5 separate regions of the Mus musculus genome follow, and all the other regions are linked to region 5. A link is a loop called in an ENCODE intact Hi-C map of the cell type or tissue named here. Cell type or tissue: left cerebral cortex. All regions are shown on one strand. Region 1 has its middle 75 kb from the start of Kcnf1. Region 2 has its middle 74 kb from the start of 2410004P03Rik. Region 3 has its middle 22 kb from the start of 2410004P03Rik. Region 4 has its middle 61 kb from the start of 2410004P03Rik. Region 5 overlaps Kcnf1 (potassium voltage-gated channel, subfamily F, member 1).

Region 1 (5,000 bases), 69 kb before region 5:
GTCAAGAAGCAGAGACATGAAGGCTGCTGCTCAACTTTCTCCTTCTCATGCAGTTCAGAATCTCAGCCTAGGGGATGGTACTGTCCATGCTTCGGATGGATCCTCCCACCTCAACTGACCCAATCCAGAAGCCGCCTCACATGCATTTCCAAAGGCTCTTCTCTTGGTGATTCTTGAGCCATCACACATGGCTCCTCTAAAGTATTTGGCTCCAGTGTCCTCTTCTAAGAACATCAGTCATATTGGGTAAGGGCTCACCTACTCCCATGCCACTTCCCATTAACTGATAATATTTAAAGTGACTGACCCTATTTCTATTATTTCATAGTATTGGGAATTAAGACATTCATGTGTTTTGGAGAAAGTGGTTCAGACATGGTTACCATGTCACATAGTTATTCCTAGCTGCAAAGGAGTCTAGAAGATGGGAGATGAAATCCACATCTACTCACAATTGGATACTGTCATAAAATAGAATATGCTGGCAGCCAACTACTTTCCATGGTGGTCTAACCAAGCTATAGCTACTCGCCCCAGCTGGGGTGCTCAGTCCTAAGTTATCTGTTCACCCCAAACTGAAATTTCTCTGATGCTAGATTGGGCTCAGAAAAATCTCCATGTGAGTCAACCTGTAGTGGTATTCCCTCAAATAGCCTCCCTGACCCCCACTGCAAGACTACTTTGTTTTCATGTCCCTCTTCCCCTGCCCCATGTGTGGAGATCAAAGGACAACTTCTGAGAGCCAGTTTTTGTCTTTCACTGTAGTTTTTGGGGATTGAACTCAGGTTGTCAGACTTGAGTTATCTGAATGGTCCTATGGCAAGTTCTTTTCAGATCTATTTTATTCATGATGATTTGTGTGTCTGTGTGTGTGCGCACACACATGTACAAATGCCTGTGGTGATCAGAGGTGTTGGATTCAGCTTGGATCTAGAGTTGCAGGAAAGTTGTCAGGCATCTGACATAGATACTGGGGACTGTGCTTGGGTCCTCTGTGAGAATAGTTTGTACTCTTAAGTCACTGAACCATTCCTCCAGCCCAAGTTCTTAAAGTTCCAGACTGTGAGGGTTCATGAGGTGCAGCCCTTTCTTCCATAATCCCTTCCTTGACTCCATGTCCTTCCATAGGTCTCCCTGCTGTTCATGAACCCACCAAGGCACCCCAGCACAGGCCCTTCCCCTCTCCCTTCAGTTGCATTCACAGAGGAAGGATGGTGTTGATGATGCCACCACCCCCTTGTGATGCCACAAGTCACTGGGATGCTCTGGCGCTTCCCAAGCTCATGTACTCATGAAATTAATGAGCAAATTAACCAGGAACTGACTATTCCATAAATAAATCACAGCCCCAGCCTCTCTTCTTTCTTTTGGTGTCAGCCTTTGAAGTCCCACAACTTCTCCTGATGGGGATGAAATGAGATATTTGCCATTTTAACTTTTAAATCAAGCTACAAAAGAAAAAACAAGAGTTATCAACAAGATCAAAGGAAACAGGGAACTCACAAAAAAGGGGGGGGGGGAAGATGTCATTTGCCATGGTGTCTGCAGATTGGGAAGACAGAGGGGATAGATATCTCATGACAGTGGCTCTTACAGTGCTGTGAACAAAACATTTGGCAGAAACAAGGAAGGAGAAATTAATATTGTCTCATAGTTTCTGTAGGATTCAATCCATTATGTCAGGAAAGGTAAGGGCAGGGAACTGAATTCACAGGAGCAGGAGTGTGTGGTGGAGGTTGTCCACTATGAGGCAGACTCATCAGGGGTGGGCTACAGCTTTCAACAGCCCACCTTTAAGGGTCTACTTCCTCTGCCAGCCAGACCTTATCTGCTGAAAATTCTACAGCCTTCCTAAATAATACTACTGTCTAGGGACTTAACATTCCAAACATAAGCCCCTGAGACAATTCAAATCACACTGTGTGGTGTCTCAGGATAGCAGAGAGCTGGCTCCTGGTTATAGATGATGTAGGTCAGGAGTCCTGTGGAGTCCACTGTGAAGGACATACTGACTGCAGGAAGAAGGTGGGGGAGGCAGCTCACCTGTCAGCTGGGGACAGGTGCTGAACCTGAAACTCTCCTCTCCAGGGTGAATCTATGGGCTCCGTCCTCTTCCCCAGGGTCCTTTTTATTCACATTCATGTTCTTGTTGGCTTTCCAGAAGAAAGAGAGTCCTAGAATCCCATGAGGATTCCCAGAGCACTCTATTTCACATCTCCTGTTTTCTCTCCATTCACTGCCTCCAATAATACCACACAAGTTTGCAAAGTTATATGAAAAGAGCAGAGAGAGGTGAAATGATGAGAAAGTCAGCCAATCCAGGCTGTGCAGTGTCCCACAGAACACTTTCTCTGGGGCTCTGGCATCTGCTTAGGAAGGGAAACCCAGCCCTAAGCTTTCCCGAAGTCAACAGAATGGAAGCATGCTAACATATTCGGCACCCTTGACTCCCAGCATCATAAGGTAAAAATAAACCCGTTGCCAAGGAAAAGTGTGGCTCTGCATGATTCTAACATCAGGGAGAGCTCCCTGGGCTTTTATGGAAGTTGGGATTGGAGGTGTTATGAGGAACAGGCTGTGGGTTCTTGTTTTTGGCTAAGCAAGATCAGGACAACCAGAGGATATCATGATTGGCTGGACTCTGAAAGGCTGCGGCCAGTCAAAAGGTGAATGATTGAGTTATATATTTATTTTTTCCTCTCAATGTGGTGATTTGCATTTATAAAGAATATAAACCGGGCTGGTGAGATGGCTCAGTGGGTAAGAGCACCCGACTGCTCTTCCGAAGGGCCGAAGTTCAAATCCCAGCAACCACATGGTGGCTCACAACCATCCATAATGAGATCTGACTCCCTCTTCTGGAGGGTCTGAAGACAGCTACAGTGTACTTACATGTAATAAATAAATAAATCTTTAAAAAAAAAAAGAATATAAACCAGGGGAAGAGTTGGCAAGAGCTGGGGGGAGGGGTGGAAGGAAAGAGAGAAGTCTGGAGGCCTCAAGACACGGGTGGTATCTAAGTGAAGACACAGTGGCTAAGAGGGAGCCACTGAGTAAATATTTCAGGACAGAACATTCTGGAGAATGGGGTCATAACTCTAATCATGTAAGTATCCTAAGTTTAACTCTCTCACACATAAATCTCTCTACAAGTTAACTTCACATGTTTAGTTGAGGTGACACCAGAACATTCAAATCTGAGCGACAGGGTCACTCCTTGGACAGAATGGCCAGCCTTGGGGCCATATCACCCTGGGGAAAGTCGGGGGCAGGAGGTTCTTGCCCACAATCTGCTTGGGGTCTTTCTTCTCTCAGGATTCTCTGGTCCGAGCTGAGGCTGGAGCTCTCTTCCGACTCCACATTTATGATGACAAGTTAGCAGGAGCAGCTGGAACCCCAAGAGTCCAGCATGGCCCAGCTTCAACAGGCAGCAAATTCTGCCTCTGTCCTCACTTGGTGTGACTCCCCAGAATACACGAGCAGGGAGGTGACTGTCCTTACCCTCCAGTTCTGATCTCTGTACGGTGTCTGAGTTGAAGAACTTGCTATGCCCATCAGAAGAGCCACCATCCATTAGATTCATCGGGAGAGTATGGGTGACCCCTATGGCACAGGTGTGACATTCTCCAAAGTCCGTTGGTTTTATGCATGGAATATGCTGCCATTTCTCTCTGAGCAGGCAATATTGCTCAGAGAGTGAGCCTCTCCTTCAAGAGGACACGGACAGTCCCTGCCTGAAAATAGAATGTGGGAAAAAACTTGTCAAATTCAGAGAATTCAGGTAAAACAAAGACGGGAACTTGTACAAGGTTTACACCAAATTGACCCCTTCATGAGAGGAACAGAGCAGAGGCTGAGTGGAGTGGGCCAACATCTGAGGTGGCCTTGAGGCCAACCAACTGGGCCATGAGCTGCTCCCTACAGCTTGCTGGGGTACCAGGACATGGAGAGAACTTTGCAAGGCAATCAAGCAGAGCTGGACAGCTGTGTCCAACAGGAAGTCCCAATACCTATGAAGGGTTGATGCCCCTGGAGGGAGGACATAGATGCCTGCCCCATGAGATGCCAGTCCCTCGGGTCTGTGGCACCTCAGCCCCTCTGACAGAGCACTGGATGAGTCTGGATGAGTCTATAGTCGTTTTACTGGCTCTTCTTCCTGATGCACCTGGCTGGGTGGACACTGCTGTCCTGGTGTCTTTGTGGGCTGGGGTGGGTAAGGCAGATTAGCTGCTAAACTTGTGCATTTCCCAGGGGGTTAGGTCCACTGGTACAGGGTGAACAGAAGACACAGAGAAAGGATGTGGCCCTCTGTAGAACAGGCTAATATGGTGAGCGCTTCAAGCAGAACATCACAGTAGCCGGTAAAGAACACAGCAAGAGTCTTTCCAGCAGCTAGAGTTCCACCAGGGCTCACCTCAGAGCCTCATCACCCAGGAGCCTTTCACACTGGACACATGCCCCTTTCCTTGCACAACTTCCCCTGTGGGAGAACAGTAGATCCTTTCCTAGGTCTTGGGATAGGGTGGGGGTGGGGGGTCATGGATCTCAATAGGCCACTTTCCCATGGCCACCAAGGTGTCCCATGTTGGAGGTAAGTGCACACCAGTCATCCAGGCCCAACAGCCCTGGCATCTGTTAGGGCAGTGGTTGAGCATTCCAGAAAATGGCAGAACTCTCAGCACTGGGCTGTGCTGGTCTGAACTGGGCTGTAGGAAGGCCATAGAGGGACTCACCTGGATTTCCCAAGGCTTTGTTCACACTGGTTCCAGTTCCCAGACTCTCTTGTGCTGTTGGGTCTCCTGCCCTGTAAGACCTCTTTCAGTGTCTCTTCCACACAGAGCACAGGTTTTTCTGTATGTGCTCCTGAGGGCTCTCCTGCAGGGTAGCCTATGGAAGGCTTTGGACAAGGACCCTGGTCTTCCCCCTCTTCCCAACAAACTGATGTGGCTCTCCCTCCTGAAAGAGGGAAGTTACTCTAGCAGGTCATATAGATGCTCCCA
Region 2 (5,000 bases), 86 kb before region 5:
TATCACTCTTGGTCTGGGTAGATTGTGGGTATGGTGTTTGCCCTGCAAGCACAAAGATCTGAGCTTGGATTCCCATAGCCTCGCCCCCTCCGAAAAGCCCAGAGTGATGCCAACCTGTAGTCCCAGCATTTGGTAGAGACTAGCAGATCCAGTCTAGGGGAATTGGTAAGCTCCAGGTTAAGTTAGAGACTCTGCAAAATAAAGGAAGCTAGAGAGCAATTGGAGACAGCTGACATCAACCATGGCTTGTGCACATGTGTGTGCACACACACATGCCATATCCCCCTTGATTACCTGCGCTTTGTAAATCTGTCCTTCCTTTGTCCATCCCACCCCACTTCCCTCCTTCTTCCCCTCACATATCCAACCTTTCATGGATGTTGGAAGAAAATTTTAAAAAAGCAGCTGGTCCTATTCAAACCCAGGCCTCTTGAAGCTGAAGATGTGTGAACAGAGTGTGGCTGAGGGGATACAACTACACCAGGTGTTTAAGCCAAGGGCCCTTCAGATGGTTCTGTGATCCCAAAGCAGGTATTAAAATGTTCCCTCTGGTCCTGTTGACAGCTCATATGAAAATCCTGGGTCCAGAAATGTCTTCTACCTCTGTGGCTCTGTGCCCCATTTGCTGCATACGTTTTACCTCTTTAAGGACAGCACCCCAGTTTGGGGCTGCTGCCCAGCCACTTGCATGTAAGCATGTTTGCATCCTTGTGCTCTTTTCTGGAGTCATCTTCTCCATAGTCATCCCATAGAACAGTGGAGATGTGAAATACGGCATACATGCAGCTACATACTGACAAAGCTCAGGGGAGGGTCCTCTGTGGTTCAGCAAGTTGTAAGCTTTGTTTAAGATAGATAGGCTGTCAGGCATAGTGGCACGCATCTTTAGTCCCAGCACTTGGGAGGCAGAGGCAGAGGCAGAGGCAGAGGCAGAGGCAGAGGCAGAGGCAGAGGCAGAGGCAGAGGCAGAGGCAGAGGCAGAGGCAGAGGCAGAGGCAGAGGCAGAGGCAGAGAGGCAGAGGCAGAGAGGCAGAGGCAGAGAGGCAGAGGCAGAGAGGCAGAGGCAGAGAGGCAGAGGCAGAGAGGCAGAGAGGCAGAGAGGCAGAGAGGCAGAGAGGCAGAGAGGCAGAGGCAGAGGCAGAGGCAGAGGCAGAGGCAGAGGCAGAGGCAGAGGCAGAGGCAGAGAGGCAGAGGCAGAGAGGCAGAGGCAGAGAGGCAGAGGCAGAGAGGCAGAGGCAGAGAGGCAGAGGCAGAGAGGCAGAGGCAGAGAGGCAGAGGCAGAGAGGCAGAGGCAGAGAGGCAGAGGCAGAGAGGCAGAGAGGCAGAGAGGCAGAGAGGCAGAGGCAGAGGCAGAGGCAGAGGCAGAGGCAGAGGCAGAGGCAGAGGCAGAGGCAGAGGCAGAGGCAGAGGCAGAGAGGCAGAGAGGCAGAGAGGCAGAGAGGCAGAGAGGCAGAGGCAGAGAGGCAGAGGCAGAGGCAGAGGCAGGCTGATCTCTGAGTTCAAGGCCAGCCTGGTTTACACAGAGAGTTTCAGGACAGCTAGGACTACATAGAGAAACCCTGTCTCAAAACCATGCTGCTCCCCCTCAAACTCCCCTTCCCCCAAAGATAGATCAGCCTTGGACATTGATATAACCTTTCCATGGGTCTTTTTTTAAGTGACCCCAGGACATCTGTGAGGCTTTTGTGCCATGGATCCCTGAGATGGGCTATAGGATGAAGGAGAGGGGCCAGGCCCACAGAGGACACCTTACAGGGACCAGGAGCTGGGATAAAGGGAGCCCCAGTGCCCAACTCCTGTTCCAGGGACAACACCCCAGGACTATGAAGCTTGGCAGGGTCCGTGGAAGCAGAAGGTCAGGCTGCAAATGTTCTAGTGACCCAGCAGGAGATCACAAGGTAGACAGGGGTGCTGTGGTAGAAACAGGAAGTATCAACTCCCTCCCCAACTCCCTCCTGATCTCTGAACAATGCAGAGCACCACCAGAGTACCACCTCTCCTCTCCAGGACCCCTCTGGCGGCTCCATGAGTGGCATGTGACAAGCTGTCTTGAATGGTCAGATGTTTTTGTGTGCCTGTGACGGTCCTGGCAGATGGTGACAGGTGTCTTGTGGACAAGGCTGGAGTTCCAGGCCGCTCTGTTGGGGGGGGGGTTGCTCTTTTTCTTGGCTCATTTCCTGCTCTATCAACTGAAGGTTTCAGAAGTTAAATTCAAAGTTGCTGGTGATTTTGAGTCACTTTTTTTTTTTTCAATAGCGCCTCTTGAGTGAAGATTAGGCGGCTGTGTGGGCGGCTGTTAAGGGTGCCTCATTTCCACATTGAGAGCCTACCCACACAGCAGATTTTAGTGGTACTTGAAACGGGACCTGATTTTGCCTCTCAGCTGTTACATTAAAATAAAATGCCCTTCGTCTGATTATGAAGACAGCCAATTTAAATGTATAGATACCATTTCCCAGAGGGGAGGGATGTCTTTATTGATTCTGAGACCTCGTGTTGCTTCGTGTGACATATCAGGTGCTTGGCACATTCACTTTCTAAGAGAGAATGGCCCAGGACAGAGGAGGGGACGGTTGTTTGAGTCATGGCTCTGTGGCTGTCTTGCTGTGCAGCTCTAATGAGTCACCTCCCTGAGTCTTAGCCTCCGTCCACGTTGGGACAGTCAACCCTGCTTGTGCAATTGATCACAGCATCCTGAAGATGGAGGCTGAGGGATGGGAGGCTCTTAGCACACTGGCTGTCCTGTGGCAGTCTCTGCCCTTGCTGTAGTTTGGGCAGTCATGACCTTAATGTTTGTCCTGCCCTTCCTTCTTGTTCTTTTCTTTCCTCTTTGGACAATTCTCCTGCTGTCACCCCCCCTCTTTCTGCCTGTTACAGCAAATAACTTAAGTGTCTTCTCTCTCTTGCCCAAACTGCAGAGCACACAGGCCTGAGCAGGCTGCCCAGGGCTCAGCACAGTATGAGCTTGGTGTGTGGATTGGTGCTTTGTTGATTTGATTCAAGCTAGAGTCACCTGGGAAGAGGAAGTGTCAGTTAAGGAATTGCCTCTACCAGATTGGTCTGTAGGCAACTCTGGGGGGCATTTCCTTGATAACTGATTGCTGTGGGAGGGCCCAGCCCACTGTGGGTGTGGTTGCCCCTGGGCAAGTGATGCTGGATGGTCTAAGAAAGCAGGCTGAACAAGCCATGGAGAGCAAGCCAGTAAGCAACACCCCTCCATGGCCTCTGCTTCAGTTCCACATCCAGGGTCCTATCTTGGCTTCCTCCCTCAATGGACTGTGACCTGGGATATGTAAGCCAACATATGTAAACACACATACACCTGCCAAATGCCTTTGAGTCAGGGTGTTTTAACACAGTAATAGAAGCCTAGCAAGAACAGGAAAGCTCTGTGGCGTTCACAGCGCTTTTCACCTGTCTGCGTTATTTCTCTTCTTCCGTGCTGAAGCTCTGTATTCTACTCAAGGCGGGAGAAGTCCTGAGACTCTTGGGCTCCCCGTGTTACCAAGGTCCAAACCCTCTCTAGCTTCACTTGCTGCAATTTCGCTGAAGGGGCCATATAGCTGGGTAATACATCATTAGTCTCCCAGAAGCTTTGCTGTGGGAATGCTTCCACTGGGTACATTTCGACTACAGTTGTCAAAGTTCCTTTCTGGGACTGTAAGGCCGCTTGACCTAGATGCCCCATGGGTGACTGGATGAACAGGTTTGGCATTGCCTTCATTTTGTGTCAGTCTGTTGAATGAGGTAAGCCGCAGGTCAGCGGCTGCTGGGCCTGCGTGCAGAATGCTGATTGTCTGCTGAAGCGGACAAGTGTGCATGTGTGAAATCCATGTACGACACAGCCTGTATATGTGTTTGTGCATGGAGTGGGGGGGGTCATATGACAACTGAGGGAGTTGGCTGTCTTCTTTCCCTATGTGGGACCCAGGATGGAACTCAGGCTGCCAGGCTTAGTGTGGCTGGACTGGCAAGTGACTTTACTTGACAAACCATCTAAAAGCCTTAATCTTAACCCTACCCTATCCATAAAGCAGCTTACACATTTAACACTCTCCAGTCCGTCATAGGCCCATACTGAACCACACGTGACGATGTTTGCCCAGGATGATGGCTCCAGCCACAGAGGAACTCAGAAGTTTCTGTGACAGGTTGGTCACGGGCCTGGGAAAGAAGGAAACCATCTTCTGACAATGAATTACCAACTTTGACCCTACCCCAGAGAATCAACAAAAACCGTGTCTGTCTACTTGTTTGGAGAGCAGCCTGGCTTCAGTTAGCCAGGGCTGTGTCTCCTCTGATTGAGAGCTGAAACCTCACTGAAGGTTTGATTATAGGTTTGCGATGTTTTCTCTTATTATTTCCATGTCAAGAAGTTGTTCCCTGGAGTCTTAGGAAGGGTTACCTTGCTGTGATGAAACACCATGACCAAAGCAGCCTGGGAAAGAAAGGGTTTATTTGGCTTAAGTTTCCACACCACAGTTCATTATCAAAGGAAGTCAGGACAGGAACTCAAACAGGGCAGAAACCTGGAGGCAGGAGCTGATGCAGAGACCACAGAGGATGCTGCTTACCGGCTTGCTCTTCATGGCTTGTTCAGCCTGCTTTCTTATAGAACCAGGACCACCAGCCCAGGGGTGGCCCCACCCACAATGGGCTGGGCCCTCCCTTGTCAATCACTAATTAAGAAAATGTTCTACAGGCGTCTACAGCCCTATATATGGAACCATTTTCTTAACTGAGGTTCCCTCCTCTCAGCCGACTTTAGCTCATGTCCTGCATACCTAGAATTCCTGGCCTCCTGTCCTCAGACAACTCTGATTGTCTCCATCCACAGGAGGCTGAGAATGCCTTTGCTGCAGCAGCTAGTGATGATCCATCACTAGACCCCTCCTGGGCCCTCGGGACAGGAAGGTCTGTTGCATGAACACATGCCTGGACTCAAGCTGCCCATTTTGCTGGGAGTGCTGTTTGTCTGCAGGTCTTTGTAGATTTAGCTA
Region 3 (5,000 bases), 140 kb before region 5:
ATACGCAAAGAGGTCAGCCTCTACCTGTCGGAACCATGGCTTCCCAGTGCCCGCCACACTTGCTCAGCATAGGCATGGAGGGCTGGGGAGGAGGCAGACTGCTTGCCCTCTCTTTCAGGGAGCAGAGCAAATGTCCCTGTAGCTTAGTCTATGTATTAGTTTCTTTTTTTGTTGTGTCGACAAAATATCTAACAAAACCAACTCAAAGGAGGAGGGAAGAAAGGAAGAAGGAAGGAAGGAAAGAGAAAGGAGAGGGAAAGGAGTTAAGAAGGAGGGTGAGAGGAAGGAAGGAAGAAGGAGGGAGAAAGAGGGAGAGAAGAAGAAGGAAGGAAAAAGGAAGGGGGAAGGAGGAAAAAAGGAAGAAGGAAGGAAAGGAGGAACTAAGCCCCCCCCCCCCCAATTTTACCATTGACGTTACAGTCCATCATGGTGGGAAGTCATGACACTAAGGGTGTGGAATGGCTGGTCACATTGCATCCAGAGTAAGGAAGGAGACAGATGAATATTCATGTTTACCAGGACTCCATCCCATGGGATGGTGCTCCCCACATTTAGGCTGGATCCTCCCACGTTGATGAGCCAGTGTAGACAGTCCTTCACAGATGTGCCCAGGGCTTGTCTGCTGTGTCACTCTGGATCCATTAGGTTGACAATCACACCGTGGTTCTTCTGTCTGATCCTTGTCTCTTCAGCGTCCTGCTCACCGACATGTCCTACCCTTGGTCCCTAGAGCTATTTTCTCTGTAAAGGACCTCAGAGAGCATGTTCTTTGCATTCCTTTCTTCCTTCTGCAGACTCTGTGAAGTCAGAGGTGGGTTTTAATATAGGGGGAGGGGATAACTGAGCTATGGTGCCAGTTGCTTGGATTCCTTATCCCAGTTGAATGTCTGCACAACATACTCTGTCTGTCTGTGGATCTGTGTCTGTCTGCCTGCCTGCCTGCCTGCCTGCCTGCCTGCCTGTCTCTCTCCTTCATACACACACACACACACACACACACACACACACACACACACCAGGGTCTATCTGTGTAACCCTAGCTATTCTGGGACTACCTATGGAGACAATTCATAGACACCCACTTATCTCTGCCTCTGAGTGTTGGAGTTAGAGAAGCACACTGCCAGGCTTACCTTGGATGACATAGTCTCTTGGTGGTGTTGTGTAAGGTACAGATTCCCTGTTCTCCTGCATACCTGGAGATTGGCAGGGGGAAGAACCCTGGTCTCCAAGTCCTTGATGGTCCTAGGTGCTAGAGGCTGAGAGGTTAGGTCTCCTCCTTTCTGCCTCAGGCGTCTGGAGTTTGTGGTAGAAGTTGTAACCTTTGTCATGTGTGGTTTGGAGAACCCTGCCGTCCATTTTGGCCAGTGTCCTGGCTGCTGTAGATGTCCTGATCTATGGGTGGCACTTGCATTGGTCCCTAGCTCGACAGACCTCATGGGTAGTGCTATTGGAAAAGGTGCCCATGTTAAGCTTTCCACTGCTCCTTGTTCCTGGCTCCACCTAGGGACACCTCCATGTCCTGTGGAGCACATCGGGTTCTAAGGACCAGTCACTGACCCAGTGTGTTTCCCAAGCACCATGGTCCTAATGGTGATGGAGAGCCAGGCTATGGAGATGGGGTGGGAAGGGCAGACGCCCTTTTCCAAGAGTCTCAAATAAGAATCAGGACAGGTTCTTGCCTCAGCTTTCAACTTTCTAAACTTCGTGGACCACAAAGGATGTGGTTGCCATTGCTCCCTGCATGTACTGCCTGCCTCTCTACCCTTCTTCCCATACCACCCATGTGACCGGAAGGCTCATGACCTTTCTTCTGCTATCGAGGGTACCCCTCCTAATCTTTCACTCTTTAAGGCTGTGTTTCCTCTGGCCCATTCTGCATCCCCAGGAGTCCCTTGAGGACATAGCCTGTTATCTGTTCATCTACCACTGGTGCCAGGGAGTTCACCCCAGAAGCACAGGCCTGAAAATGAAAGTCATCCTCTGGTCACTGGGTCACCAAGAGGCTGACTCTTTCTCTAGCGTCAAAGGGAAACACGCTTTGACTCTCTCCTAGAAAATTCTAGACACACCAACACGGCACCTACGGGAGCCTTGGGAAGCATATTGAGAAACGCTATTCTGGATATTTTTGTGATACTCCAAATAACTTCAGTTTTCTCTCTCATCTTAAAGTCTCTTCTAACAACAAAAAAAACTCTTGCGTTGAGGACTTCCTTCCCAGCAGGTGGCGCTATTGAGCAGTGATTGAATCCTGAGCACCAGCAATCTATTCCTGAGTTCATACATAGGCTACAGATCCTCTCTGTGCCTTGTGTGTGTGTGTGTGTGTGTGTGTGTGTGTGTGTGTGTATAATATATATATATATTGGGGCTCTGCACAAATGAAGCTATCGCCATTACCGACCAAGCATTAGTTGAGGGACGATAAGTGTCCACCGAGAAGAAATGAAGCCCATTTGTGAAGTCAGTAGCAAGCGGGCCTCTTTGTACTTTGAAGCAGCAGAAAAGGCCAAACAGACCCATTGTTGCTATTTGTGGCTTTAAGAAGACCCTATATCTGATTGGCTGAGTGAAGAACAGAGAGGGTGTGGTAGAAACCGGAAGCACACTGTCTGTGGGGCCCTCAGCAGAACCATGTGGACTGCATCTCTACATAACCACACAGCAGCCGCAGAGCAGACAGTGAGCATGATCACACGGCACTTGGCAGAAAGGCAGACAGACTGGCTCGCCTCAGACGCTCCAGCTGGACCTCAGACGGAAGGTGCAGAGATTCAAATCCTTGGTCTCTCCACCGGGGATGTGAGCACCCTGGGTCCTCTTACATTGTAAGCGATGGGCTGTTAGGAATGACAGCCCCGAAGTCAACCAAGGTGGTTTTCATTCTCTCATTTGTCTGCCCTGAACACTTCACTCATTGGCAAGTATGTACGGTCCAGCTGGGAGGACTGATAACCAGCTCACAAAAGAGGTACCTTGAGTCCCCTGGCCGCAGTGAAACGGCTCCTCTAGGGTCAACACCTGGCTAGGGGCTGGCTGCTCCCTTTCTGTGCTTTTGTGCAAGAACCTTCCCTGTAGGGTGTGGACTGGCCCGGTACATTCTGCGTGTCTCCCATGGTCCTGGCTATGCACATTAACTGTAACACGATGACATAATTATAGAAACAGAGGACACCCTTCATTTCCTCAGTCACCTGCAGACCCAGAATATGCTGGAGAAAACTTGGATGCACCAACTCCTCATTACAAGCTGAGGCTAGCAATGAACAAAATAAATATGCATTGGAGACTGAATGCTATAATTAGCGTTTCCATGTGGCTAAAGAAAACGAGAGACATTTTAATTCCGGGCCTCTGGTTGCATGTTAAGTTGCTGCGAAGGGAATGGTCCTTGGGGGTTAACCTGTGAGGGACAGGCATTGTCTTAAGATCCTTGGTGTAGGTGGGATTCAAATGGAGCGGCTATGCCATTAGATAGCCCAGGGCTGAGCTTACTTCCTAGAGCCCAGTGAATACTCCCAATTGTAAGAGAGGCTGGCGTCGTCCCCTGGCACCCATGGTCCGGGTGAATCTATTCATTTAATAAATAATTAGCATTCGCATATCTGTTGTTCCTGGTGATGTCAGAAAGTACCTTTTCGTACTGTCTTCCAAATTCACATCTAGACGTGTGATGCTTTGACCTGCTACCTCCTTTAACTCAGTGCTGGGGACAATCTCAAAGCATTGTCCTGCTCTGCCCTTGGGGTAGCTAGCCAGCCTGAGGATTTTGTGCTTTCTTGATAACATAACTGGAGAAACTGGCATGTCTGAAAGAGAACAGGCCACATGGTCCTGAGCTCTTCTGCCCAAGGGGTGATAGGACTCTGTGTATCTCTTCTGGGGGATACATGGGGATTTGAGGTGACAGATAGGCAATCTGGGGGAATCCCCAGCATGGAGCCCAGGAGAGTCAAAGAGGAGATACCCGGCTCTTCTGCCTTCCGTGTTCCCAGGCACCAGCTTGTTGTAACACCGCGTTCTCAGGCCTCAGTGACTACAAGAGTTGTAAAACAGGCTGTAGCCTCACTGAAGGCACAGTGGCCACAATTAGCAACTGGAGAGGTGCAGTGTTGATCTCACAGGCATGAGGTGACTTATCCCAACTCACCTAAGAAGATTGTTCACACTAAGAGCTTTTTAAAACCCCAGTTTAGAGAGAGCTGAAGAATTCTCTCTGCCATTCAAGACCATCTTTAACAGAAAGCACACCGGAAGGGTGGTCCTGAAACACCCGTGTGACAGGCAGAGATCTGGAGTACCCTGAGACTTCAACTACCAGCCCTGTGCTCTGTGGATGGACAGCACCCCCTGCAGGACAGAACCTCCAGATAGAGATGTGTTAGACATGCTTATGTCCTGAAAGCCTTTTATTTTGTGAGACCTGGGTGGGGCTGGGTATTCATCCTGGAATTTCCAGAAGTTTTTCTCCTTAACTCCCAGAGAAATTTTATTTTGAAACAGAGTCTCACATAGCCCAGGCTGGCCTTGAACTCTCCATGTAGATGAAGATGAACTTGAACTTACCTTCCTGCCTCTACCTCTACAGTCAAGGAAGACACACCCCCCCCCCTCCACACACACACCCCTTGTGGCTGTGGCTGTATCACAAATAGTGCTAGGACTTGCCAAAGCCACAGCAGCACCTGGAGGTGACCTGATGATGGATGCCATGCTAGGCTCAACGTGACAGACTGGGAAAGTCTAAAGTCCTGAATCCTGGAGCCAGGAACTGTTTCCAGCCTCACATCCTGATGTCCTGGTGACACAGGGACAAACTGTCCTCACCCCCCCCCACCCCCCACCCCCCACCCCCCACCCCCCGGGCTCCACTCATGCATCCTGTTCTCCTGCTGAGAGGGGTGCCACTCTGGGCTGCTGCTGCTCAGGCCTAGGGTCGTGCGTGCTTTGTGCAGACACTCTGGGGGACTCTTTCTCCCTCTGTGCCCTCTAGGGAG
Region 4 (5,000 bases), 99 kb before region 5:
TCACTGGCAGGAGGCGGAGAGCAGACTTCGGGTGGACACCTGTGTCCCTGGCACCCTGCACAGGAGGTCCTGCACATGGAAGGGGGGCAGCCAGGAAGCATCACCAGGCCTTCCACCCACTGAACACATTTCTATGGTTATTCTAGAAATGAACCCTCTCATTAGCCTTGAATCTTGATTCGGGGCCAGCTCCTGGCGGGAAAACACACCCGTGCGCATGTGTCAGTGCTGAGATCTTTCTCCCGCCACCTCAGCTTTCTCCTTTGCACAATAGCAACTTAGCATATAAATCTGTCACACTCCAGCAAAGCCTGCCTGTGTAGCAGATGCCGGCCTACGAGTCACTTCATTTATATTTAGGCTTGCCATCCCTCTCTGGTGACAGAAACTTAAATTTGGTCACCTTGGGGGTCCCCCTCTCTCTCCCTGATTAGTATTTAGGCTCTGGGGTATTTATGCCACACCAAGACACAGGGAGGGACCGGTGCTCCATTCCTTGTGCCTACATTAATGTCGTTGGCCTTCTACCTGCAGCTCATCCTACCTGGAAGGCTCTAGAAGCCAAGATCTCTTTACTTATCTCATCCTGTGCTTGGGCCATGCCTCCCTTGTCACTTCCTCAGACTGACTGGGACCTTAGCATCCTACACTACAGGTGTGGCTGATGGTGGATGGCTGATCTTCTGCCTCCTGGATGTGTGTGGAAAGCCAGTCTGGAAATCCCACACATCTGCCTTTTGGATTATGTTGGGTTATACTTTAGGGTGTCACCTGACTTGGGACAAAACCACACCCTACCTCCACTCCATAAAGCCACACCAAAAATCACCTTGGGGACAAAAATGCAGAGAGCACACGTTTATTCTAGGTCAACAGGTGTACTCCACCACCAGACAGTGGACCTGCTTAGAGAACAGGTCCTGCCAAGGGTGAGGTTCTTTGTGGGGAAAAAAAGCAGAGAATCAGCAGATCTCATAGACCCTTTAGGTCTAAAGCAGTGCACAGCCGCCTACACACATCCAGCTACTTACTGCACAACACCTATTTGTGTGTGTGCGTGTGTGTGTGTGTGTGTGTGTGTGTGTGTGTGTGCATGCGTGCATGTGTGCATGCCATGCTTGTAAGTTAAAGTTAGATCACAGTTTTCAGGATATAGTTCTTTCCCCTCCATGGGGTCCGAGGATCAAAGTCAGCCCTTTAGGGATACTCAGTAAGCATTGTCACCTGACAAGCCATCTTACTAGCCCTTTTAAAGGTCTGTTAAAATATTGGTGGGTAACTGTGTTTAAGATGGAAACGTAATCTTGACAGGACATGGGACTGTAAGGCATCAGATGACACACTGTTGGGACATATTTGGGAGGGCGTGTATCCTTTCCATCACTCCATCCTCCTCCATGGGGGAGGTGGGGCCTTCTAGGGCTGAGTTTCAGCATTACCCTTGACCATGAGACTATCTATGCCAGCTCTGGCCGCTGGTGTTATAAACAGACAATGCTGATGTTTATGGTTCTGGGAGGCTGGAATTCTAAGGCCAAGGTGCAGGCAGGTGCCTTTTTACTCTTTCTTAGCCCCTCCCTAGTATCCACATTCAGAAACAAGAGAGAGACCCATCTCACCCTCTCTGTACCTCAATGGTTCTCAACCAATCGGCCACAGTCCTTTTGGGAGTCCCATATCAGATACCCTGAATATCAGATATTTACATTATGATGTATGGCAGTAGCAAAATCAGTTATGAAGTAACAAAGACATGATTTTATGGTGTGTGTGTGTGTGGGGGGGGGTGTTACCACATCATGAGAAAGGGTATTAAAGGGTTACTGCTTTAGGAAGGTTGAGAGCCACCGCTCTAGACGCTTCTTACAAGGCCACCAATGCAGCTCAGATTGTTTTCCTGTCATAGACAGACCTTGAAGCCTCAGTTCTCAGAGCTGTCTGCTATGGTCAGGCACAGGAAGACAGAGTGAATGCCGAGCTACTGTGATCAGGCATGCTAACACTGTTAGCATATTTGGGCAGGTGGCCATCGGGCCTGAAGTTATACCTGCTGGGAGACATGGCTAGCAGAAGGGCAGAGCTTCCTGTCTGGGAAACAGGATGGCCAGTAACAAAGCCAGACTGGAGTATTGAGTGGAGTGTGGAAAGATTGCTATGTGGAAGGAGCCATGCTCAGATTCAAATCCCAAATAGTAACTGCTTGGTGATTGTCCTCGTAGACAATGGACCAGAGAGCTGGTGTCATGTCCAAAGGTGTGCAGCCTTGGCATGGCAGCTCAGGCGGGAAAATGTACTGGGCTTAGTATGCAGAGAAGAACCTGTGCTCATGAAGCGCGGCGCTCAGCATTGCTGTTTGCACGCCTAGCATCTTCTGCTGGATCAGGCTGAGGCAGATGGTGCTGTCAGTATGGAGATCAGAGCAGGGAGCTGAGGTGCTAGACCACTGGTGTGCAAGCTTCCTCTTCTCGCATAGTTAGAGGTGGAGCCCTTGCTGTCTAAAGAACATCAGAATGTAAGGCAAATAGAAGACAGCACGCACGCGCACACGCACACATGCACACACACACTCAACATGGAAGGCAGGTAGTTGGGAGATACATTCGTTACAGGAATTAGACAATTGGATTTCTATATAGCTAAGTCAACAATAATGACAGTTTGTCCAAAAAGCCCTGGAAAGTTTCTGCTGCAATTTTTATTTAGTGTTTCTTGTTGTGTTCCTTGAGACCATGCCTTCATTTTCTAAGTCTAGGCAGAGGACACTTGATATTTAGAGCACTTTTCTTGGCCTGGAAAACCGCTTCCAACTCCAGAGGGGAATGCAGTCCCCGGCAAGGTTAATGATCAGGTGACATAGCATTGACTCTATGGTGATTATTTCTTAGCTGGGCTGGCTAGAGCTTGTGGGGAGAGCCTACTGTGGGATAGAGATAAGAAAACAATCAATTTTCCATAATTGAAAGTATTCCCTACTCAGTGTTCAAATGAGGAAAAGAGAGGGAGTTTGTCCAATATTTTTTCCTCCGATCCACTCTTAAAATCCAAGTGTAATATTAACATTGATTCATTTGTTCAGTCATTTAATGGTATTTTTCAGAGAGCCGTCTACACACTGTTGTATCTCAGCTGTTCTGTGTCATGCTCTCTGCTGTGTCGTGTCAGGAAGAACTGGGTTCCAGTCTTCAAAGACTGACATTGTCCCGACACAGGGTGAATACTGCCAAGATGTAGGGGGAGTGGGATGGAGCACAAGATGGGGAGCCCTAAAATTCTGTCTCTGAATCACTAGACTAGATCTTAGGACTGAGCTCTGGTTCAGAACAATGGGTGGGTGGTGTGTACCAACTGCAGTCTCCATGGCGGTGAGATCCAGGAATGCAAAATATGGAATGTCTGGGGCTGGGGTGCAGCTGGCCTAGCGTGCTTCAGGCCTTGGGTTCAATCCTCAGCCCACACAAACCAGCATTTTGGAGGATCAGGTCAAGGCCAGCCTGGGATACATGAGATCCTGGGTTGGGGATGGGAGGAGGGTGGAGAGAAAGATGATAGTGTAGATAATTATTATGAGGTAAAAGATTTTCATGGATTTCAAGCAAATGGGTAGCAGACAGGCAGAACAGAGTTGAAATGACTGCTGTTACTTCTCTTCCAAAGTGGGGGGAAAAAAGGGAGGTGTGTGGTCCATACAGTGATGATGCCCTGTCACCATGTTGACTGAATTAGAAGCTAAGGACCCCACTAGGATGTTGTTGTAACCTGAGTTCCATTACAAATTGGAAGCTCCAGGGTAGGGCACTGTTCAAGTTATGGCTTCTCACTGTAGACTCAAAGACTGTCCACATGCATTGGCCCAATGGTTGGCCATCCAGTTCCCCAGGCACCCATTGGAAGCAGAGCCATGTAGAAGAGGAGTCAGCCAACTTGTTTTTTAAAATGTAAAACAAACAAACCAACCAACCAACCAACCAACCAACCAACCAAAAACCAAAAAGAAAACAAAAAAAGCCACTTGAAGTGGAAACGTAAGGGTTCTTTAGGACAGTTGTGTCAGATGGCGTTTTGCTAGGGCAAACATATGAAGGAGTGTTTTCCTGAAGTGGACACGAGTGAAAGGGTGTTTTGTTAAAGCAGACACATGGAAGAACTGAAGGAATGGTTTGCTGGAGCAGACACGGGTGAAAGGATGTTCTGCTAAAGCAAGCACGAGAAAGGACGTGTGATGAAGGATTCTTCACTAATGACATGCATGTGTTGGTCCGACGTACATGCATTGTTGAGCTCCATTTGTTTCACTCCATAGAGAGAAACACACCAAAAACCTTCTGGTGTTGTGCTGCGGCTTCTTGCCACTTCTGCAGACTTGGGCTGATCGGCAGAGATGTAAGCTGATACAGGACCATGGGGAGTTTTGCTAAGACAGACTCACCTGCTGAGGCAAGACCCATGGAGGACCCGTGATGTTTGGAGGGAGGATAAGTAGAACTCACTGGACTGTGAAAGGGGCTTCCTTGTAGAGCTACCTTTGCAGTGCTTCTTGGTCTTGCGTCTTTGCTGATCTTCGCTTCATTGAGAGAGGCACAGCAGAGAACTTCTCCTGACATCCCTGGTGGTCCTGGTCCCTCCTGCTGACTTGTGCTGATTCAGCGGAGGACTGTCTGTTCCTGCTAGGTCATGCTACCACTGCTGCCATCCCGACACTTCTGAACTGGACTGCTGGTATATCTGTGAAATGTTTGTGAGTGGATTGAGCTGCCCCTGTTGGCCTGTGAACTGAACTGCTGACTTCCTGACAAGGTAAATAGGATTTGCTCCAAAGAACAATTTCTAAAGAGGTCCACTTCTCCCGTATCCTAATGACCTTTCTTTTCCACTACCTCTGGTGGTGGTGGTGGGGGGGGCTAGAAGAGAGGTTAAAGCATTTAAGAACCATCATTAAAAGTTGGGTTTGAGCCAGGCGTGGTGGTGCACGCCTTTAATCCCAGCACTTGGGAGGCAGAAAC
Region 5 (5,000 bases):
TTCTCGGGGACTTTGCTTCAGAGTGAGGGGAGTCACTCAGAGAAGGGAGCACAATGTAACACATCTGGGAGACAGGAAGGGACATTAACCTTTCAGACCCTTCTCTGTAGCCCTTTCTCATTTCTCTGGGAGTTCAATTCCTTTAAACAAGAGAATAGAGGGTAACTTCCTGCCCCTTGCACAAGGTCAGGCCAGTAACCTCAGAAACAGAAAAGGTTGAGTCAGCAGGGCAACCGGGAGGTCCTAGCCTCACCCTATGTAGCCTGGATCACCCTAGAGCCCAGTCACTGCCCCCTGCCTCAAGTCTCAGCCCTCAGGCTCAATGTTGGGGTCCCTACCTGCATGCAACACTCCTGTGCTCCAGTTAATCAGCACAGAAGGACCTTTGGAGCCTCCTGTCCTCAAGTTCAATGGCCTCTGGTCTCAGGAACAGAATGCTGTGGTCACTTCTCAGGATGGAGGACAAGCCTGCCTATGGCCCTGTACTAGAAGCCAAATTCTCTGGAAGAGGAGAGAACCAGAAGTGGAGGAAGTTGCTTCAGAATACAGTGGACTTCCTCCTTTCTTTCTGTGGGAAGGAACACACACACACACACACACACACACACACACACACACACACTCAGGCATGGACATGGACACACAAAAACGCATGGGGGGAAGACAAACAGATACACACAGAAACTCACATACACAAAGAGACACATACAGACACACAGACACACACAAAGAAGCACAAATATGCCCAGACACACATACACATATGGACACAGACACACACATATATGGACATAGAGATACAGACACATACACAGAGATGTACACACACACACATACATGCACAAACAGATACACATGTATAGACACACTTGCACAAAAACACAAAGATACACTGAGATAAACATACACACTGAGACATACAAAGACACATAAATACACACACACACACACACACAGAGAGAGAGGGGGGGGAGAGAGAGAGAGAGTATTGTACACTTAGCATGTGCTCTTTGGTAAGGTATATCCCTCACACTGGCTATGAACATTAGACTCCAAAAGGCCAAGAGGTCTCTGTGGAGGTTGGAAATGACCCAGCCACTGTGTATGAAGTGCCATGTGAATGGCCAACCGGTGCTGAGCTTCACCACACTGTGGGAAGCTGTTAGAGGGGCTGCATTCTCAGGTATATTTCCAGAACCTCTGTCTCACATGTTGAGGCCCCTATCAGCGACCATCAGTGGGTGGGGTGGGGTGGGGATGGGCTGAGCCATAAGTGAACGTAGAGACCGAATTCAGAGTGGATCAGTTCCCACAGCTACCATAGCTTTGAGGTGCCAAGAGCTACACTACTTTCCCACATTCTGTCTCCTTCATGTGGAGAGACGTGGGTGAACCCTAGAGTTTCCACAGCATGAATTCTGTTCCACTCCACCAGGAGGGCACACAGGGCAGTGTTACCTCTGGGACAGGAAGGTGGCCAGCAGGGAGTGAAAACAAAGATAGAAATCTGATTGGTGGATAGGGACAGACTTCTGAGGAGCAGGAGGGTGCTGCGGACAACAGGGGCCTCTGGTGCACAGGGCTGGGTGACAAGCCATATACAGGGGTAGGTGACAAGCCATAGGCCTAGTGTAGTGGAGAGAGAAAGAGATGAGGATGAGATGTACTGTGCAGCCATGCCACAGAGAGAACAATGGTAGGCTCAGCAGCTCCTCTTCACCTTGTAGTTGGGGAGACACCAAAGAGCAGCAACGGGGACTGGCTTGCACCCCTATTCTCACAGAAGAGCGGAATGGGTGGCAGTTAGCATCCTCAAGGGTCCAATTTACTCGAAGCCCCATTGCCAGGGTCTCTGGCTGGCCCTCTTCTGGGTCCTATGGTTCAAGACCAGGATGCACGCACACGGCTAAGCCCGCCGAGGAACCAGACAGCCAGGGAGCTGGCATGGAGAACGGTGCTCCTGGTGACTGAGTGGCGGTGCACTAGCAGAAGCTGGGTGTCAGTGAAATCCTCACTCTGATGGTAAAAATGCGCCGCCAGGCACACCATGCATAGAGCTGTCTTCCCACAGGCGACAGGTGGGAGGCCTCAGTGTTTCTCATTTCCCCAGAGGAAACCTGCAACATCAAATCATTCTGGCGGGGAGGGGGCAGGCAGCCTTTCCACAGAGTGAGGGAAATTGAGAGCTGGTTCTTGCAAGCAGAGAGGTTTGTGAAGGCCATTGCTAGTGTCTTACCTGCCTCAACAGCTCTCCCTAGGGAACAAATGTCTCAGATTACTCTACTTATTTTATGAGATACATCCAGACTGAGGCTGTAACTCCTTGTGTGTGGTCAGGACAGACCCTGAATGCCACATGGTCACATATCTGCCCAGAGCAGCTTACCAAAGGACATATACTGACATTTTTTCTTACCTTATAAAACACTACCACTTACAAAGTGAAGCCTTCCAGAGACTGGATGACACCATCCTTCACCTTATTAGGAAGCTGGGCCAGCCCTGAGGTGGGGCCCTGAGGCACTGGGCTCTGGTCAAAGCTGCTATGTGGGGGCAGAATAGAGGGTGGGGGGGAGTGGCTGACCCATATTCAGATGAGTGAGTCAGCTGAAGTTTTTATCTAGTTCCCACCACTGTCACCGGTCTATGGCTTCAGTTTTCTGGCCTCAGTTTCCCTATCTATAAGCCAGACTGACCAGTTTACTTCCTGTGCTATTTACAGACCAAATAAAACATTTTGTATGTGACTACATGTCCTTTCCTTGGGGAAAGCACATAGAAATTAATTTGTATTTGCACACATATACAATTCTACTCCAAATGGCACAACTATGTACTGTCAATGTTAACAGAAGTGGAACAAAAGTATCCCTGTGACTTGCTCATGAGTGGCTCAAAGATGTCAATTCAGGGCCACAGTTCCTACATATGTAAATACTCAACAATACTTTGTTGTTTTCCCTGTTAATATAGATGTTCTGTAACCTCTGAAACATTTCCTTGCTTTTAATGGATGTGAGTAATGAGTGATGCCCACACAGAAAAAGAAGCAAGTCAGACAACTTGCTTAGAAGAGAGATGTGAACTGACAGTGGCTAGGAATCAGGAAGATGGAGGACAGGGGCAAGCCTGAAATGCAAGGATCAGGCTGAAAGATAAGCCAGGCAGAGAATTTTCAGGAGAAAAGGAAATAGGGAGCTGAGAGGCTGTGACACAATAAGGACCCAGATAAAATGGCCTCTTTCCTGCAATTTCTACCCTACACTCCCTCCCCAGAGCCATCAGCATCCAGGTATCTCTCCCACAAATCCCAGCTCCTAGGGAATTCTTGGTTATTCTTCTGGAAGGGTTCTTGGGCAGCCCTGGAGGCTACCTTAGATGTCTTTCCCAGCCCACTGTGGGACAAACTTCCTTCATTAGGGCCAGAAAGGAAGTCACTCAGGTTTTGTGGGACATCTGGTCTACCTCAACTCCTTAGCTGTGTCTTATACCTCCTTAGCCATCACTAACAATCTCAAAATACACAAGCAGGCAGGTTAGTTCCAATAACACTTTATTTATGGACAACAAATTTTGAATGTAAAGTACTATTCACGATTCACAAAATGTTATTCCTTTGAGTTTTTTTTTTCATCAACCATTTAAAAATATAAAACCTATTCTAAAGTCATGGGTTGTGCAAAAACAGATGGTCCACCAGGTCTGGCTATGGTTATTCTGATAGTTCAAAGCCATTTTGTGGATTAGCAGCCCCAGGCTCCAGCTGTACCTGGAAGCTTGTTGAGAAAGAACACCTTTTTTCAGCTCTACAGATGCAAACCCTGGATTTAACCCAATCACCATGACTCATGTGTACTTTAAGTTATAAAAATACTGACACTGAAGGGTCATCTCAGACATTCTAATTTCACAGCAATGGGGTGTAGCCTGGACACCAAGCTTTCAAAACTCCACACCCAACCCCTGTTGGTTCTAAGGTACAAGTTTTCAAGTACTTGAAACCCAGATATTTCCTAGGGACTGTCCTGGCTCTCAGAACATCTGGACCACTCCTCTGTGACAAAGCATATCACTGTGTAAGGATCACTATCAGTCACTCAGTCCCCCTGGGACCAGTGGATCCTAGACTATGGAGATCTCACAGATGGCTCACTTCTCTGGGCTTGGTCTTCTATTCCTGAACGAGCAGCAAAAAGATACTTTGGATCTCTGAGTATTCTTCCCTGTAATTCCCCACCTCGATCTCCAGTACCACTACCCCAGAAGTCAGGGAACAGGAAGATAGCCTTCTGTCCCAAGGTCACTCAGCTCTCTGTAAATCTTGGGCTTCTCCCACTCTCTGGGGCTATGAGGATGGTACCCCATATTCTAGCTTCCCAAGGATTCTGCATAGAGGGGACAAACAAAGACAAGCCAACCTTTCGGCAAATCTCCTGAGCTCCAAGAACAAACAATACCCTGGTAGTCCCTGTCCTCCCTTATCTAGAGTCTCTACTTCCTCAGACCCCAACTTCTTCCTCTGCCTTTAATATCTCCAGGACCTGGTGTCAGCCTGGAGAAATGTGAAGAGGAGGCATACGTTTGGAGGAACCAGTGCCTTAGCCAGCTAGAAGTGCTAAAGACCTTCAGGTTCCTAAGTGAGAGGGCTGGGCAGACATGGGGCAATCCCTGTGTCCCCTAGGATGGCCATTGATGTTGCTGCTACATGGGCCATCTACCCCAGGTCTGAGTATCTTAACAATGAAGCCATGAAGTAAGCCTGCACCCTGAAGATAGAACCTCGACTCTTAAGACTTCTCCCTCCGAATGACAACCTCCTTCCTCATAGAAACACTGCCATAAGAATCAGAAGCTCAAACCTTGGAAATTCTGGAGAGGCAGACTTAGAAGGTGCCCTGAAAAATAAGCCCTCCTCATACTTCTGGGAAAATCTGTGCTCAGGGAAGAGAAAAGAGCCAACCAGAATAGAAGCAGATGGAAGATACCTCTATCCCTCCCTT

Evidence for each region. Peaks named below come from ENCODE experiments on the same cell type or tissue, not always from the same donor. Only the 100,000 strongest peaks of a DNase experiment are listed, where the experiment ranks them.
Region 1: a loop joins it to region 5, with 1.9 times the contacts of the local background. A loop is called at or near these places in 5 of 42 quality-filtered maps.
Region 2: a loop joins it to region 5, with 2.0 times the contacts of the local background. A loop is called at or near these places in 5 of 42 quality-filtered maps.
Region 3: a loop joins it to region 5, with 5 times the contacts of the local background. A loop is called at or near these places in 9 of 42 quality-filtered maps.
Region 4: it touches region 5 in a loop (3-fold over the local background); 4 of 42 quality-filtered maps call a loop at or near these places.

Annotation. Positions count from the first base shown.
Region 1 is chr12:17,099,595-17,104,594 of GRCm38, forward strand. No RefSeq gene overlaps it. Among named protein-coding and RNA genes, the nearest start is that of Kcnf1, 75 kb to the right of the region's middle. In left cerebral cortex, no CTCF peak of the experiment used is centred here; a DNase peak (open chromatin) is centred at 2,466; H3K27ac peaks cover 224 bases.
Region 2 is chr12:17,082,759-17,087,758 of GRCm38, forward strand. No RefSeq gene overlaps it. Among named protein-coding and RNA genes, the nearest start is that of 2410004P03Rik, 74 kb to the left of the region's middle. In left cerebral cortex, no CTCF peak of the experiment used is centred here; DNase peaks (open chromatin) are centred at 2,313 and 3,090; H3K27ac peaks cover 1,633 bases.
Region 3 is chr12:17,031,028-17,036,027 of GRCm38, forward strand. No RefSeq gene overlaps it. Among named protein-coding and RNA genes, the nearest start is that of 2410004P03Rik, 22 kb to the left of the region's middle. In left cerebral cortex, CTCF peaks have their summits at 2,217 (motif pointing right) and 4,353 (motif pointing left); DNase peaks (open chromatin) are centred at 1,101, 2,244, 2,630, 3,200 and 1 more place; H3K27ac peaks cover 810 bases.
Region 4 is chr12:17,069,864-17,074,863 of GRCm38, forward strand. No RefSeq gene overlaps it. Among named protein-coding and RNA genes, the nearest start is that of 2410004P03Rik, 61 kb to the left of the region's middle. In left cerebral cortex, no CTCF peak of the experiment used is centred here; DNase peaks (open chromatin) are centred at 234, 2,393 and 3,292; H3K27ac peaks cover 641 bases.
Region 5 is chr12:17,168,564-17,173,563 of GRCm38, forward strand. It overlaps Kcnf1 (potassium voltage-gated channel, subfamily F, member 1), which reads right to left. Exons shown (of 1, transcript NM_201531.4): 1 at 3,537-5,000. Among named protein-coding and RNA genes, the nearest start is that of Kcnf1, 5.8 kb to the right of the region's middle. In left cerebral cortex, CTCF peaks have their summits at 1,419 and 2,069; DNase peaks (open chromatin) are centred at 1,416, 2,077, 3,055, 4,057 and 3 more places; H3K4me3 peaks cover 2,580 bases; H3K27ac peaks cover 3,720 bases.